Linked DNA regions of Homo sapiens: region 2 is linked to region 1. A link is an interaction called in ENCODE POLR2A ChIA-PET data of the cell type or tissue named here. Cell type or tissue: A673. All regions are shown on one strand. Links, peaks and the distances in the headings refer to the core of each region. The heading gives the core; the rest is flanking DNA. Region 1 overlaps NEO1 (neogenin 1). Region 2 has its middle 84 kb from the start of NEO1.

Region 1 (2,922 bases), core at 103-2,602:
GAAAAGGTTGAAGAAATAGTGAACTAATTTGAAATGGACAGAAATTATTAAAAATTTTGTTATTTTGTAGTTCCGACTTCTCCACCCAAGGATGTGACTGTTGTGAGTAAAGAGGGGAAACCTAAGACCATAATTGTGAATTGGCAGCCTCCCTCCGAAGCCAATGGCAAAATTACAGGTAAAATGCAATCAAGTGTGCATTTCTTTGTGCGCTCTTCCTGCCTGACAGGAGTATTCCAGGAGAGTACCATGTTGCTGGGAGAAGTGGGAGTCTGAAGGCTGGCTTGGTCATTTTATGGTAAGGTGTGAGTCATGATGGTCCTTGAAATTGGGGTGAGGCTGTGCTGGTCGCCCATAGCGGCATAAAATGGGTTGCCTGTTGGTGGTTCTGACTGCAGTCGGGGATGGGAGGCACTAGACAGCCTTTGGCTATAGTGGGACTTTGTAGACATTTATTTTCCTTAGGAAAGCTGCTCTTCTCTGTCTCCGCCTAGATGGACAGCTTCAGAATTATATACCCCCTCCCTGGTTCTGTAGAGTAATACCCAATAAACAGAGATTCTGCTCTTGTACCCTGAAGCCACAAAAAAAAAAAAAAAAAAAGCCCATTAGATATTTAATTCCTTTTCACTGCCCCCCGAGACCTGCTACTTCAAGTACCTGTGCTCTTATAATTAGAGTTAAAAGTGAACTTGCCTAGGTCTTTGTAGGGACCTGGAATTTTTTCCTTGTACTTTCAGAGGAAAACCTTCCACAGTAGAGGGGACACTCTGCCTTCCTCAGCCTTATCAGGGATGGAAGCCTGATGGGGTTCAGCTGCTCTTACTTCCTTTGGCGCCTCTGGCCCATGTAGGTGTGTGCTGAGGAACTGGGGTTTGCCCTGAAGTTCCTCTGTATGAATAGGTGGCCTAAGGAAATGGAAAGTGTTTCTTAGCACTGTCCTGCTTCTTGCTTTCAGTAGGAATCTCTTTCTGTACATCCTGGTCTTTATGTCATTTTTTTAGGTTTTGACTTTGCCTCTTTTGTGAAAGAATGAATCATGACTTGACTTGGATTACATTTTACTTTGTCTTTTAAAACCGGCAACAGCGCAGTGCCCTTTTGCTGTGGGTCAGATAGATTCATGGTTGTGATGCTTCCCTTCTCAATGTGGGGATTAAGTGCCCCCTGGTGGAAGTATCAGGTGACAGTTCACTGTGGCTCTGCCCAGGAGTTCCTAGGAGATCACATCGGTAAGAGCTAAAACAGCCTGTCAGGCAATTCCTGGTTTTCAAAACTGAATTATTTTAATTGTAGACCCTTGAGGGTACATTATTCAAATATTATGCTATAATATTCATATGATATAATAGGTACTTATTGATTTACTGAAGGCAAAAGGAAAAGCAGGAGTGAGATTTCTTTTCCCATTAATTCCTTTGGACAGGTTACATCATATATTACAGTACAGATGTGAATGCAGAGATACATGACTGGGTTATTGAGCCTGTTGTGGGAAACAGACTGACTCACCAGATACAAGAGTTAACTCTTGACACACCATACTACTTCAAAATCCAGGCACGGAACTCAAAGGGCATGGGACCCATGTCTGAAGCTGTCCAATTCAGAACACCTAAAGGTAATGCTCCCCAAGCTGAGGGTTTTGTTGTGTGTCTCTTTAGTGGGGCTATGCTGACACTATCACTTGAGCATATAGAGTCTGTGGATAGTATATGAAGTCTTAATGATGAGCTTGTGAGCCATGATGTGAAGATTTATCCCAGAATGATTCCTCACCTACTCATTGACCAAATCAGTGCTCCCTGGGTTACCAGCCTAAACATATCATATAAAAGAGGACACTGGTTCCAGGCTATTTGGGGCAGATCAATTGCAGTGATCTAAAAGTTTTTACTGGTCAGATCAGATATGATTCTTTTGGTTCCCATATAGAGAAAGAGTAGTGTGTTCTTGTGATGGATAGTTCAACTCAGGCAGGCTATTAACCTGAAAGACTTATTTGTGGACGTTACAGAGAAAAAGAGACTAAAAAGAGCCTTTTAAATAAAACCCTAGATAAGAAAATGAAGATAAAGCACTGAACCAAGTAAGCCTAGCCTAATAAAATTTAACTGGGGACTGAATCTAAGGAATTATGGAAGCCCTGTATGAATTTAATTTCTGTTAGTACTAAAGTCAAGTTTCAGTTTGTTTGGAAGTTTGTGGGGGTTTTAGTTTTTTTCCTTTAAAAAGTTCTGCCTGTCCCATCTTCAAAGCTTGTGATCCTTGCTCTTGTTTTTTCTTCCCCTGTGCTTGGCCTGTTAGCGGACTCCTCTGATAAAATGCCTAATGATCAAGGTAAATGAGTAGATGGCCTCTCTTTTCTTTCCTTTCTTTTGTGACCTATTATTAGCTTTTGGTTTTTGTTTCTTTTTTTTTTTTTTTTCCTGAAAAATCAGCACCATGTGTTAAAAGCCACACAGTTATTGGCCAAAGTAGAGTTGAGTCCATGTTCTGAAAAGCTGGGGAATTTATGTAGAAGCTAACTAGGCTGGCAGAAGAAAACTGAACCAGTAAACTGGTCCTGCAGCTGTAGGAGATTCGTCTTAAGTGTGGATCAGATCATCCTTTGTGCTGAGATATTGAAGTTCTGTGACAACGATAAGCATTTAAGTCATGATTAGACCGATCATACCAATTGTTCATGTTTGCAGCAGTTGTTCATATTTGATCATACCAATTGTTTATATTTGTAGCATCTAGAATTTTATTAGTGTCTTTAAGTGGAAAGTTGTATCACATTCAGTGAATACCCTATTTTCCTCTTCCCACAAAGAATCCACAAATTTACCTTACTCAATGTTGTGATTCTGTGTGACTAAATTACTGCTTTGTTTATTCTGTTACCATAAACTTAATTCAGAGCTCTTTTTTCATTTC
Region 2 (2,922 bases), core at 108-2,607, 310 kb before region 1:
TTTTTGAAAACTCTTTTCTAGTACAAGAGCATGCTTACAAATTGATGTTCTCTGTAAATAAAACAGAATACAAACTGCACAAATTATAGGAAGTAGTATGATCCCAATTTTGTTTAAAAATTATATATGTATCGAGAAAAGACTAAAAGCACATTCCACAAAATGTTAACAGTAGTTATGTCAGAGTGATAGAATTATAGGACGTTTAAATTTTTTTCCCTATGCTTTTCTGACTTTTTTTTTTTTAACAATAAACATGTAATACTTTTGTAACCAAGGAGAAAAATGTATTTTTTGAAAAAACCCCAGGAATTGCTTCTGTGACTAGCTAGGTAATTAACAAAATGGAGGGAATGTTTTCCTGGAAAAAAAATTAAGTAATTTATGATGAAGTTCTTGGTATAGAATAACTCACACTTTCAAAAAAACCTAACATGCAAGAAAGCAGCCTGGACACAGACAGAAGCGCTATCTGTGAGGCGTGAAATTTCACACATGCCAAAGCCTGCACAGGTCCCACAGTGTATTTCCTTTAATGACACATGGGAACTTGTAAGTTCTCTGGCTGCAACTAAGACAGATTCTAATGGGCGGCAGGAGTGCTAAGCTGTGCCTTTCTGGTTCTACCCCACACTTCTCTACCCCACAACAAGGAACAAGTTGATTAACCTCTTTGAGCTCCTCAAGTCCCTCTCTGATATGGAAATCCACTAACATCAATAGGGCGCCTAAGGGCAAAAGTGGAAGAAAATAAACACTACAAATAAGATGGCTTTAGATAGAAGCCCAGGCCAGTGCAACAGGGACATTACACAGCTGTCTCCAACTGAACTGCCAACACCCTTGGCTGAGAGTCTGCCCAGGGTCTCGTTTCATACTCCTCTCATTGTAACACTGCTGTAGGTACCCAGGGAACAGCTGAGCTTTCTGCAGGCAAACAGAGCTGCCTGGGGCCCACCACTGCTCCTCTGATAAGACAGGCCTCTATTGTAGGAACTAATTACCACAATGCCATAAAGCTATCTGCCCTGGGCCGTGCATCAGAAGTGGTGACAGGCTCATAAAACCTGACTTCCCTGTGGATACCAAATGCCAGCCCTAAGGGAATATATGGTCAGTATTCAGGCCTTTCCGAGTTTGCAAATAAGCCAGATCCTAAAATCTTGTTTGTAAAGCATCATGAGGAACCTGAAGTACCAGAGAAACCATGTTCTAAATGTAGAACAGACATGGCACATAGTAGATGCTCAATAAATATTTGATGACCAGTGATGGCCAAGTGGAGGCCAAGGTCCAGTTCTAGCCCTTAGAAGCATTTGAACAAAATGTAGCTGCAAGCTGCATATTTTTCAATATAGGAAACAATTTTGTTTAATACCAGCAGCTAAAAGACGACTATCCACAGGATTAAATAATTGAATAATTAGTCTTAACTATATTTATCTAAATCTGTTTATGGAGAAGAAAGCAGATTTAACTAGAGGAAGATAAGAATGTAGACTGTAGGAAAGACTAAGGCAGAATCTAGGCAGTTTCAAGGAGTTTAAAGATGAGTGACACTACGTTATTATTTTACTTTTCATGTCCTTTATATAAACAGCACTTCCTTTTGGCTGGCAGCCAAGTTGGGCGTCATTTTACAATGATTACAAGGGAAAAGAGGAGAAATGATAACGAAGCCGTGTTAATCCATGCTGAAACAGTATGGAGTCACACGGTCCCCCTGTCAACACACCCAGGGAAGAGCCCAGCCAGGACCACCACACAAATCTAAGATTTAAGACCTGGTTGGGCCACTCACCAGCTCTGTGACTTGGGACCAGAAACATTCTCCCTGGAGCTTTAATCACCGAAGCATAAGAGTACTCATTCCATGAAGCCATTGGGAGGGTTAAATAAGATCATGCATTTAAGCACTCTTACACTGGCGCATAATACATGCTAGTTATGGTTATTATTAGAAATGTGTTCTAACCTTTTCCTCTAAGTTTCAGGAGGGTGGGACCCACGTGTTCATCTCATTTACTACTGTATACCCAACAGTAGTAAACCTGGCATGTGGCAGGGATTTAACAAATATTTGTAGGGGACAATCTGCTTGTTCTCATTTTTTTCCTCTGGTCAGTGACAAAGTGTTTTTCTGCATCTATCTCTGTCATTTTTTGGTCAAGTGGTTTATAATTATAGACATCATGACCCTTCATCCTTAAATATTTCACTGTGTCTCTAAAAAATAAGGACATTTTCTTTATAATGATATCATATCCAAAATTAATAATTTGTAAATATATAACACCTACACGGTACTCAAAGTTCTTCAATAATTCCCCAAAATATCCTATTACAGCTCATTTCCTTATGCCAGCTTTATTCCTTGACTGAATAAAGGATCAAAACTACATTCGGTGATTAGGTCTTTTAAGTCTCTTTTGATCTAAAAATAGCACCTCCACTCCTTTTTGCTTTCTATGACATTGACTTATTGAAGATACAGCTGTCCCTCAGTATCCATGGGTGATCAGTTCCAGGATGCCTGAGGATACCAAAATCTGAGGATGCTCAAGTCCCTTATATCAAATAGTGTAGTATTTGCATGTACCCTACACATATCCTCCCATATATGTACTTCAAATCATTTCCAGGTTACTTATAGTACTTAATACAATGTAAATGCTGTATAAATAGTTATTGTATTGCTTTTTAATTTGCATTATTGTTTTTATTTTTAGTATTTCTGATGCAGAGTTGGTGGAATCCACAGATACAGAAAACTGACCGTACTGTAGAATGTCCCACTTTTTTGATTTGCCTGATTGATTTACCACTGAGGTGATGCCTAACAAATTCCTGTCTCCCCTGTATTTCCCATGAGATGGAAATTAATTCTACAGTCTTGATGTGATTCAGGTAAAACCTTGTTAT

Evidence for each region. ChIA-PET counts read pairs that join two places held together with the same protein. Peaks named below come from ENCODE experiments on the same cell type or tissue, not always from the same donor. Only the 100,000 strongest peaks of a DNase experiment are listed, where the experiment ranks them.
Region 2: POLR2A ChIA-PET joins it to region 1 with 6 read pairs; 1 of 35 experiments calls an interaction of 5 or more read pairs at or near these places.

The regions. Positions count from the first base shown.
Region 1 is chr15:73,272,385-73,275,306 of GRCh38, forward strand. NEO1 (neogenin 1) reads left to right here. Exons shown (of 29, transcript NM_002499.4): 19 at 71-178; 20 at 1,427-1,621; 21 at 2,308-2,340. Among named protein-coding and RNA genes, the nearest start is that of MIR12135, 26 kb to the right of the region's middle. In A673, for the core only: CTCF peaks have their summits at 1,175 (motif pointing left) and 1,393; a DNase peak (open chromatin) is centred at 1,157.
Region 2 is chr15:72,967,086-72,970,007 of GRCh38, forward strand. No RefSeq gene overlaps it. Among named protein-coding and RNA genes, the nearest start is that of NEO1, 84 kb to the right of the region's middle. In A673, for the core only: no CTCF peak of the experiment used is centred there; a DNase peak (open chromatin) is centred at 1,626.